2 separate regions of the Homo sapiens genome follow, and region 1 is linked to region 2. The links are chromatin loops, found by intact Hi-C in ENCODE. Cell type or tissue: mammary epithelial cell. All regions are shown on one strand.

Region 1 (5,000 bases), 110 kb after region 2:
CAACTAAGAAAACTCAGACCTGGAGCATTTAAGTAACTTTTATTCCTGTACACATTGCCTCTTCCTGCTTCCCTACCCCTCAGCACCCCCACCACACCAATACAATACAATGCAGACTCTCTCTCATGATATCACCCATTCATACTCCATCCTCATTCACAATGGTCACAGAAGGAAGGAAAGGTTACAGCACCAGAAGCCGAAAGCTTGGTGTCACTCAGCACATATAGGGGCTACTGTGTCTAGGACACCAAAAAAGAGCAAAGAAGTAAAAAGCAACACCTCCACTTAGGAAGTGTGGCAGGGAAAATGAAAAAAATGCCGCAACATTTACGGAGAAATATAGCAAGAATCACTCACTGAGCACAAATCCTTACCCCCACTCCAGCCGACAAGGCCCTAGTGACCAGGCCTGTACTTGCCTCCAAAGCTCTCCATTTCTGGCAGCCACAGTGGTCTCTTTGGGTTTCCTCACACCAAACTCATTCTGTCTTGGAGCCTTTGCCCTGCCTGTACTCACTCCCACCTCAAATGCCCTTCCCCCTGATCTTCACAGGACAGGCTCCTCCTTGTAATCCAGATCTCAGTTTAGATGAAACCTCTTCAGAGACACCTCAGCTGACCTCCCAATCTGTAGCACCCGCCCCAGGCACCTTCCCATTGCCCTATTTGAATTCTGTGTATTGCAATATCTCATATTTTTCTCATTATGTTTTATTATTGACATTAATAGAGTCAAACCTTACTGTTTACAGATTCTGTATTTGCAAATTCACCTAACTTGCAGAAATTTACGTGTAACCCCAAAATCAATATGCATGGTGCTTTCCTGCTTTCTCAAACATGCACAGAGCAGTGAAAGTTCTAAGTTGCCCAACACACATTCCCAGCTGACGCTGAACAAGGTGACACGCTGCCTTCTTGTTTCAGCTTCAATCATGTAAACAAGTGTCATTTTTAATGCCATGTTCTTTGCATTTTTATGCTTTTTGTTGGTGATTTCACTGTTTGCAATGCCCCCCAGATGGAGGGCTGAAATGCTATTAATATCTAGTGTTACTAAGCGCAAGAAGTCTGTGATGTACCTTGCAGAGAAAAGGCACGTGTTTGCTAAGCTTCACTTAGGCATGAGTTGTAGCACTATTAGCCATGAGTTTAATGTTAATGAACCAATAATATACATTAAATTACACATATATTAAATATATGTATCAAATCTAAATGTAAATATATTTTAAAATACAAATAAAACATATTAAATAAAATACATGCTAAATAAAACACATAAAATAAGCATATGTGTTCATTGATGAAAATCTTGCAGCCAGAGGCTCTCAGGAACCTAACCCTGTATTTTCCCTAGGAGCAATGGTTCAGTATTTGCTAATTCAGTGTTCACAGCAACTTTACAGAACATTAACTCTCTCAGATCATGAGACTCAGTGTATTTATTTTTATTTTTATTTATTTATTTTTTGAGACGGAGTCTCACCCTGTCGCCCAGGCTGGAGTTCAGTGGCACGATCTCAGTTCACTGCAACCTCTGCCTCCCGGGTTCAAGAGATTCTCCTGCCCCAGCCTTCCGAGTAGCTGGGATTACAGGTGCGTGCCACCACACCTGGCTAATTTTTGTATTTTTAGTAGAGATGGGGTTTCACCATGTTGGCCAGGCTGGTCTCGAACTGCTGACCTCGTGATCAGCCGGCTTCGGCCTCCCAAAGTGCTGGGAATACAGGCATGAGCCACCGTGCCCGGCTCAGCGTATTCATTTTGGGAGTTCTCCACAGAAAGACATTTTACTGAATTTGTCTATTTTGCTTCCGCTAAACCGGACCACAGCTGATGGTGATGAAAGTAACAGAGAAATAGTTAAAAGCTTGATTGTTGTCCTTAATTCAGTTTCAAATAAATTTCTGCATGCAGACGAAGTGGGTTTACACAGCTATGGCATAATTTATTATTCCCTGAGAGCAAGGACTACGCCTGTCTTGCACAGAGATATGGCTCACCAATGCCTACAAACAACGTCTAGCACCAAGTGGGTTCCCACTAAAAATCTCATATATGAATGAAATACTCCATGCCAAACGAAATCCTATTTCTTATACTTATTTCCCCTGAAAAACAATATACCAAGTCTAAGGTACTAAATTCTTCCTTCCATTTAGCTTGGGTGGATACAAAATTTGAGGCAATGACATTATAAAGACAAGGTCAAGGAGTTCAAAAACAGAGATCTGGGTTTGAATTCTCTGAACTGCTACACGTGTGAGCTTGGAGACTACACTTTCCCTCTCAGAATCTCACTTTTTTTGTCTAAAAATTAGGGATAATACCACCTCCAGCAGATGATTGTGATACATCAATGTGATAATGTATATACAATTTCTAATACCTTGCTTCACACCTAACAGGCACTGAATAAAGACCATTCCTTCAAGCCTACGTGGAATCATGAGTCACACAGAGTAGCATCGCCAGAGGGAACAGAAAGTCCTCACTTGATACGGCAGAAACAGGAACAGGGTTAGGTAGTCTCCGGCAGGCTGGTCAGTTTTGATCTTTACAACTTGGTTGATGATCACCTCAGCCCTACCTTCAAAAGCGATTCCTGTCCACAGGGGTTGGTAACTGCCTTCCCCTTTACACAAAAAACAAGAAAAAAAATGGTGAAAATCCACAGCCTCCTTTGTCTTTATTTGCATTTGCTTTTGTTTAATTGTAGCAAAATATACATAACATAAAAATTTACCATTTTGGCCGGGTGTGGTGGCTCATGTCTGTAATCCCAGCACTTTGGGAGGCCTGGCGGATCACAAGGTCAGGAGTTCACGACTAGCCTGACAAACATAGTGAAACCCTGTCAATACTAAAAATACAAGAATTAGCTAGACGTAGTGGAACACACCTGTAATCCCAGCTACTTAGGAGGCTGAGGTAGAAGAATCACTTGAACCCGGGAGGCAGAGGTTGCAGTGATCCAAGATTACGCCACTGTACTCCAGCCTGGGCAACAGAGTGAGACTCCAAGACTTCGAGATTCTGTCTCCAAAAAAAAAAAAAAAAAACCATTTTAACCATTTTTTTAAAGTATCTTCTTTCTTAAACGCAGTCTCTGACAGGGGCTGCATAAAGATATGCATGAGATTTGGCCTTGAGAATATTGTAAGATTGCATATAATGCTCCTAAGCTTAGATGTATGACCCCCAACCAATTTTCCACTACTTTCTACTGAATGCCTCACTTGAGCAACAGACATTCTCCTAAAACTTCGTCTGCCATTCTCATTCTTGAAACTTTACTATTACATTTTGTGGGTGAATCTCTATTTTACATAATCTACCAAAATTTCCTAGCTGGCATGATGAAACGAGTTTTTAAAATTTCTTCCTGCCTATATATTTTTCTGTGGTGAGGAAGTTGGATGATGTCTAACACCCATTTGAGGTCTCACATATTATAATTCTGTTATTAAAATCACAGGAATGATTATACACCACACTATCTACACACAGGGTAAAATGTTGCTTCAGTTAGCACAGACCAAAAATGGCATGCTTACAGTATCACACATTCCCAAACAAAGCATATCAAGCTTTGTATAACTGCCACTGAAATAGCTGCAAGAAAAACAAACACCATTTCAGTGACCTCACACAACCTCATTCTATAAACATTACAAAAACTCCTTTTACACTGATCTGTTTAAGGCAGCAAGACTTAAGGGTTGACTGATAAAGCTTTCGTGTGAGTTCAATTAGTTTTTTAAAAAACCAAGTGAGTTTTGCAGAACTTATTGGCAGATTAACGTAGGAGAGCTGAGCAGCAAGCTTGCCTTCGTCAGAGGAATGAAGCGAGCTGTGGCTTTGGGTCTCTCGCATGGGACTTCTGACCTGAGAAGAATGCGATCATAGGCCCAGTGAGCTACCACAGATGTTCCCCTATCGCCTTGATATCGCCTCGACTCATCACTTGTCTCACTTAGTCCTCAAAGGTAGGTATCATGTTCAAGTATTTCAGACTTTCTAACATATTTGTCCACTTCTGTGGCATTTCAAGAACCACCTTATTAGCAAACAAAGCCACCCACTGAATGTGTTCAGAATTACAAACGCACGCTCCTATGCTTTTCCTACATGAGTGATATCCAAACACATTCCATCAGAAACACTTTATTCCAGTTATCTACTACACAGCTGGCAATTCCAATATAGGAAGGAATCCTCTCCTTGTCCACAGGACAAAACACTGCTAACATGTAAATGTACTGGAGTTCTGCTTCTGTGTATGAAGTATTAAATGCAACAGGAGGAGGAGGAGTGTGTGGGAGAAAGAAAAGAGAAAAGAAATAATAAAATAGGCTAAGCATGGTGGCTCACACCTGTAATCCCAGCACTTCTCAAAAAGAAAGGAAATAATAAAATAATGGATTTCAAACCCAACCATCTGGATAATTGCATTAAATGCAAATGATCCAAACATTACAGTTAAAAGGACTGCTAAAAAACTTACAAGTAGCATCACATTTAATTGTGAAAGACTAAGTGCTGTGCCGGGCGTGGTGGCTCACGCCTGTAATCCCAACACTTTGGGAGGCAGAGGCGGGTGGATCACCTGAGGTCAGGAGTTCAAGACCACCCTGACTAACATGGTGAAACCCCATCTCTACTAAAAATACAAAAATTAGCTGGGCATAGTGGCAGGCACCTATAATCCCAGCTACTCAGGAGGCTGAGGCAGGAGAATCACTTGAACCCAGGAGGCGGAGGTTGCAGTGAGCCGAGATCGCACCATTGCACTCCAGCCTAGGTGACAGAGAGGGACTCCGTCTCAAAAAAAAAAAAACTAAGTGCTTTGACTTCATGTTTGTTCATTAAAAATGACTCATAAAGAAAGGGAGCTGACAAGCCACAAACTTGGAGAGAATGTCTAAAAGACACATAAAATGCTACTACCTAGAATTTATAAAGAGCTCCTACAAAAAAGCAAATTACAGCCA
Region 2 (5,000 bases):
ACTCGGGAGGCAGAGGCAGGAGAATTGCTGGAGCCCAGGAGGCAGAGGTTGCAGTGAGCCAAGATTGTGCCACTGCACTCCAGCCTGAGTGACAAAGCGAGACTCCGTCTCAAAAAAAATAAGAGTCAGCGTACAGCCCTAGGAAGAGGTGCTAATCAGGCTAGCATGACACAAGTGATAGAGCCTAATGCGTGTCACACTAAAAGAAGTAATGTTCCATAATAGCACTGTGAACACCTAAATCAGTTAATTATCTTGATACATTTTGCATTGTGTACTACAGTAAGAATATACAGAGGGTGACCCATCACAACTGAAAACTCGAAAATTTTGAGCACATAGATTGGGCAGGGCCTGGGATTTATTTGATTGGAGTCCCGGCCTAAAATAGTGAAAGTCCCCTTAAGTAATCACATTATCTAATTGCAAGATTTAAATTCAGTTCCTTACTGATAAAATCCATTGCACAAAACCTGCCAACCAATAAGGTAAGAGAGGTCATGAGTTTGAAGCATGAAGCCAATTCAAAAGAGAAGTTCTAGCTCAGAGAAGACATAAGGGAGTCCTCATCACCAGGTCCACAGTAACAAATACCCCTCCCTGCTCAGTCTCAGTGCACCTCAAACCGGCGTTCTTAAAACCACAACTACGTTTGCCTTAAAACTATGCCCTGGGCTGGGCACGGTGGCTCACGCTTGTAATCCGAGCACTTTGGGAGGCTGAGGCAGGTACATCACCTGAGGTCAGGAGTTCAAGACCAGCCTGGTCAACATGGTGAAACCCCAACTCTACTAAAATATAAAAATTAGCTAGGTGTGGTGGCACGTGCCTGTAATCCCAGCTACTCGGGGGGCTGAGGGAAGAGAATCACTCAAATCTCGGAGGCGGAAGTTGCAGTGAGCAGAGATCACGCCACTGCACTTCAGCCTGAGCAGCAGAGTGAGACTCTGTCTCAAAAAACAAACAAAAAACCTATGCCCTGAATTTTCAAAAATATAATGAGTCAAAATTAGTACTACTCAATGGGCTCAAATTAGGCTCAGCTTAGGGCTGCATGCCTTTGCACTTGCACAGCTGGGCTCCACCCCTTCAGTCCCTGCCTCAAAGAGGGAAAGACTTCAGACAAGTCAAGGCAGAGGAGATGTGTGCACCAGGCAGCAACAGAAAAAACTATCCCTGGTGATTATGATATCCTCCAGGCACCCAATTCTGAGACCACAAGGAGTGACGATTTACCACGTGTTGTGGGAACAGGCTTGGGACTGAGATTGACATGAGTTAATTCAGCTGTGGCACTCAAATCCACATATGCACAACCATTGTGCAGTCCTGTGGCTCCAGCAAATCTCAAGATAATGAGGGAAACAGTGCGACATACAGAGAAAGGCACTGGACTGAATCAGAAGACCTAGATTTTTCTTATTGACTCTGCTGGCTAATCTCAAGGGAAGAGGCAAATCACGCTCTCTCTGGGACTAAATTTCCTCATCTGTAAAATAAAGAGCAGATGCTCTTTTCTGGCACAGAATTCTCACTGACATAGAAACTGAAATTCAAAACCATTTATATGTCCCCCTACGTCTAGCACAGGGAGCCCCCAGGACTTTTTAGCCAGAGAATTCATGGGCTTCTAAGAAGACTTAATACAGTGGTATTAGCAATGGGCCTAGGTAGGAAACACTATTCTTATGACCCTATCAAAATATCACCTAAAATTAAAAAGTAAAAGAAAATTTTGTTTTAACCACTTCACACTCAAGCACGTGCAGGGTGAGGGCCATTAGCTCTCCTCCTCGGTGCCAAGAATCAAGTCTCTCTCAACATATAGCAAAGCGAAGCCTTCCCAAAACCCTTACTATTGATGCAATGTGGTTGCATCAAATTTCAAATTTCTCATCAGACTGAACTCGCTGGCAGAGGACTCCCAGCAAGATAACTTCATTCCACCTGGTAAGCCACTTAATAGAATGACAGGAGCACCATTCTTGTGTGGTGTTGGGACCTGTGTGTGTTACGTGTCTTCCTAACTAGGCTCCCAATAGCTTTGGGGCAAGGAATAAGCCCATCTCTATATTAGGGATGGCATTTAACAAGGTGACTCAATACCTGTTAAGCAATAAAAACATTAGTCTGCACAGAGCCTGAGGTGCAGCCTACCGAGGTAGTTCAGTTCTTCCATGGCGTCCTGTAATCTACTGAGTGGGTGAAAACTGTCCTGGAATGACTTCCCTTAATAACTTTCCATCCCACTTCCACTCTTTCTCAATCTCTCCTTCCTTTATCTCATTCTGCCAATACCTAGATTTGAACCTCCCACTCAGGATGAAACACAGATGGGACAGTTGTTCTTTTCTCTCCCTCTCTACCCTCAAGCCTGATGTGTTTGCTTCTAGGTGTAATTTGAATTCTGAGTCATCCATCAAAGATGGGAACTCTCATAGTAGGAGGCAGAGAAAGAAAAAAGTTGGCCGGGCACAGTGGCTCACACCTATAATCCCAGCACTTTGGGAGGCCGAAGCAGGTGGATCACGAGGTCAAGAGATCGAGACCATCCTGGCCAACATGGTGAAACCCCATCTCTACTAAAAATACAAAAAAAAATTAGCCGAGCGTGGTGGCACGCACCTGTAGTCCCAGCTATTCAGAGGCTGAGGCAGGAGAATCACTTGAACCCAGGAGGCAGAGGTTGCAGTGAGCTGAGATTGCACCATTGCAATCCAGCCTGGGCAAAGAGCAAGACTCCGTCTCAAAAAAAAAAAAAAAAAAAAAGTCACTCCAGATACCTTTTTTTCCCCCAAGTCCTAAATCTATACAATCAGATTTAAATTGAAATGTTCTCTCAGACCCAAAGGAAATGGGCAGTTGGCCAAGATGATAGCACAGCCCTAGCAATTGGGCACAAAGAGATAAGTCGCTCCGTAAGAGGGTACCTGGGCTTTATCACAACTCAGAAAATGCACTCAGGGGAAAATTGAGCTCGATCTGGAGAACCACTTGGTCCTGCAAAGAACTATTACAGTGAGAGTCTTCACAAGACTATCACCTCCTCACTCCTTTATTTTTCAAACCTGAAGCAACTTTTGCCTTCTTGTTCACCAACCTATTATCCTCTCTCAGCTTCAAAAGCTAACTGCCCAAAAGCTACATTTTCTCCATGAAGCCAATTCCGAATAGCATTCCCTAGGAGTGCTCTGCTTCCAAAACTTAAAAGGAGCCAAGAAATCTCAAGCCTCTGAGATTTAACAGCTTTGTGTGGTATGCCTGAATTGCCTACTCTCTTTAAGTCAAACCATAATCCCCCCTTTAAAATCTTGACAGTGACAGAAAAAAGGATTATATAAATGATAAAACCTATGGTGCTGATACATGAAATCCTGGATCCACTTCTCAATTCATTCACTGACTCTATGGAAAACATTAGGAACGATATTTCTCCCTTTGTAAAGTAGCTTTTTATTAAGCTGTGTTGACATGGTATCATAATGCTTACAGTCTTCTATTTAGAGTATGGCTCCTTCAACTCAGTAGTTTTGAGCATCTCTCAGTGTTACTTTGTCTATTATATATCTTTTAGGTGTCTCAGGAGCTGTCCCACACACCGTTGACAATGCAAACCCAATTCTTAAAATGAAGATATTTCCATTTGTGTACAGAGGCCATGCAATTATCACAAGTAATTCACTTAAGCAAACACCTACTGCCTTGAGTCATCTTTTCATCTTTACATATACTTCACACCATACATAATGTCAAGGGCTCCAGGCCTAATAACAATGCTCCTAGAAGCTAAGTACTTAATACCAACTCTTCTGGGATGAATTTGGATAGAGGATGAATATTTGATATCATAATGATGTGAAAAGGAGAATCTGAAACTGGGTTCATTTGAGTGTTATCCTCTCAGTGGGCAATTAACATGAAATGGTCTTACTTTAATCACGTCAAGGCTACCAAACTTTTTCTTTTCTTGAGACAAAGTCTCACTGTGCCATCCAGGCTGGAATGCTGTGGTGTGATCTTGGCTCACTGCAACCCCCACCCCTCAGGCTCAAGCAATTCTCCTGCCTCAGCCTCCCAAGTAGCTGGGACTACAGGCATGCACCACCAAGTCCAGCTAAATTTTGTATTTTTTGTAGAGACAGGGTTTCTCTATATTGTGCAGGCTGATCTCTAACTCCTAGACTCCAGAGATCTGCCCATCTCAGCCTCCCAAAGTGCTGGGATAACAGGTGTGAGCCAGCAAGCCCCGCCCCCAAATTACTTTTTTTTTTTTTTTTTTTTTTTTTTTTTTAGTTTTGCTCTTGTTGCACAGGCTGGAGTGCAATGGCACGATCTGCAACCTCCGTCTCTACAGTTCAGGCGATTCTCCTGCCTCAGCCTCCCGAGTAATTGAGATTACAGGCACCTGACTCCACACCCGGCTAATTTTTGTATTTTTAGTAGACAGGGTTTCACCATGTTGGCCAGGCTGGTCTCGAACTCCCAACTTCAGGTGATCCACCCACCTCGGCCTCCCAAAGTGCTGGGATTGCTGGCATGAGCCACTATGCCTGGCCCCAAATTGCTATTTATAAACCTCTTTCTCATCTTTAATGACACCGATCTCCTAATTTGGGGGTCATACTTTAGGTGATTATATTCTTGATCAGTTTACTTTTTTTTTTTTTTTTCAGATGGAGTTTCACTTTTGTCACCCAGGCTGGAGTGCAATGGCGCGATCTCAGCTCACTGCAACCTCCGCCTCCCAGGTTCAAGCGATTCTCCTGCCTCAGCCTCCTGAGTAGCTGGGATTACAGGCATCCACCACCACGCCCAGCTAATTTTGTATTTTTAGTAGAGACAGGGTTTCTCCATGTTGGTCAGGCTGGTCTCAAATTCCCGAACTCAGGTGGTCCAACCACCTTAGCCTCCCAAAGTGCTGGGATTACAGGCGTGAGCCACCATGCCCAGCCTGATCAATTTACATTTCTATTCTCAAATTCAATTTTGGTTTTATGTAA

The links. Hi-C counts contacts between places; a loop is a spot of excess contacts. Peaks named below come from ENCODE experiments on the same cell type or tissue, not always from the same donor. Only the 100,000 strongest peaks of a DNase experiment are listed, where the experiment ranks them.
Region 1: a loop joins it to region 2, with 2.4 times the contacts of the local background. A loop is called at or near these places in 2 of 110 quality-filtered maps.

What each region holds. Positions count from the first base shown.
Region 1 is chr6:21,752,569-21,757,568 of GRCh38, reverse strand. All of the region lies in intron 2 of CASC15 (cancer susceptibility 15), which reads right to left. LOC124901274 (a long non-coding RNA gene) reads right to left here and starts at 2,869. Exons shown (of 2, transcript XR_007059492.1): 1 at 2,753-2,869; 2 at 1,930-2,641. In mammary epithelial cell, no CTCF peak of the experiment used is centred here; a DNase peak (open chromatin) is centred at 2,478; H3K27ac peaks cover 1,619 bases.
Region 2 is chr6:21,866,672-21,871,671 of GRCh38, reverse strand. All of the region lies in intron 4 of CASC15 (cancer susceptibility 15), which reads right to left. Among named protein-coding and RNA genes, the nearest start is that of CASC15, 200 kb to the right of the region's middle. In mammary epithelial cell, no CTCF peak of the experiment used is centred here; DNase peaks (open chromatin) are centred at 1,171 and 2,091; H3K27ac peaks cover 1,232 bases.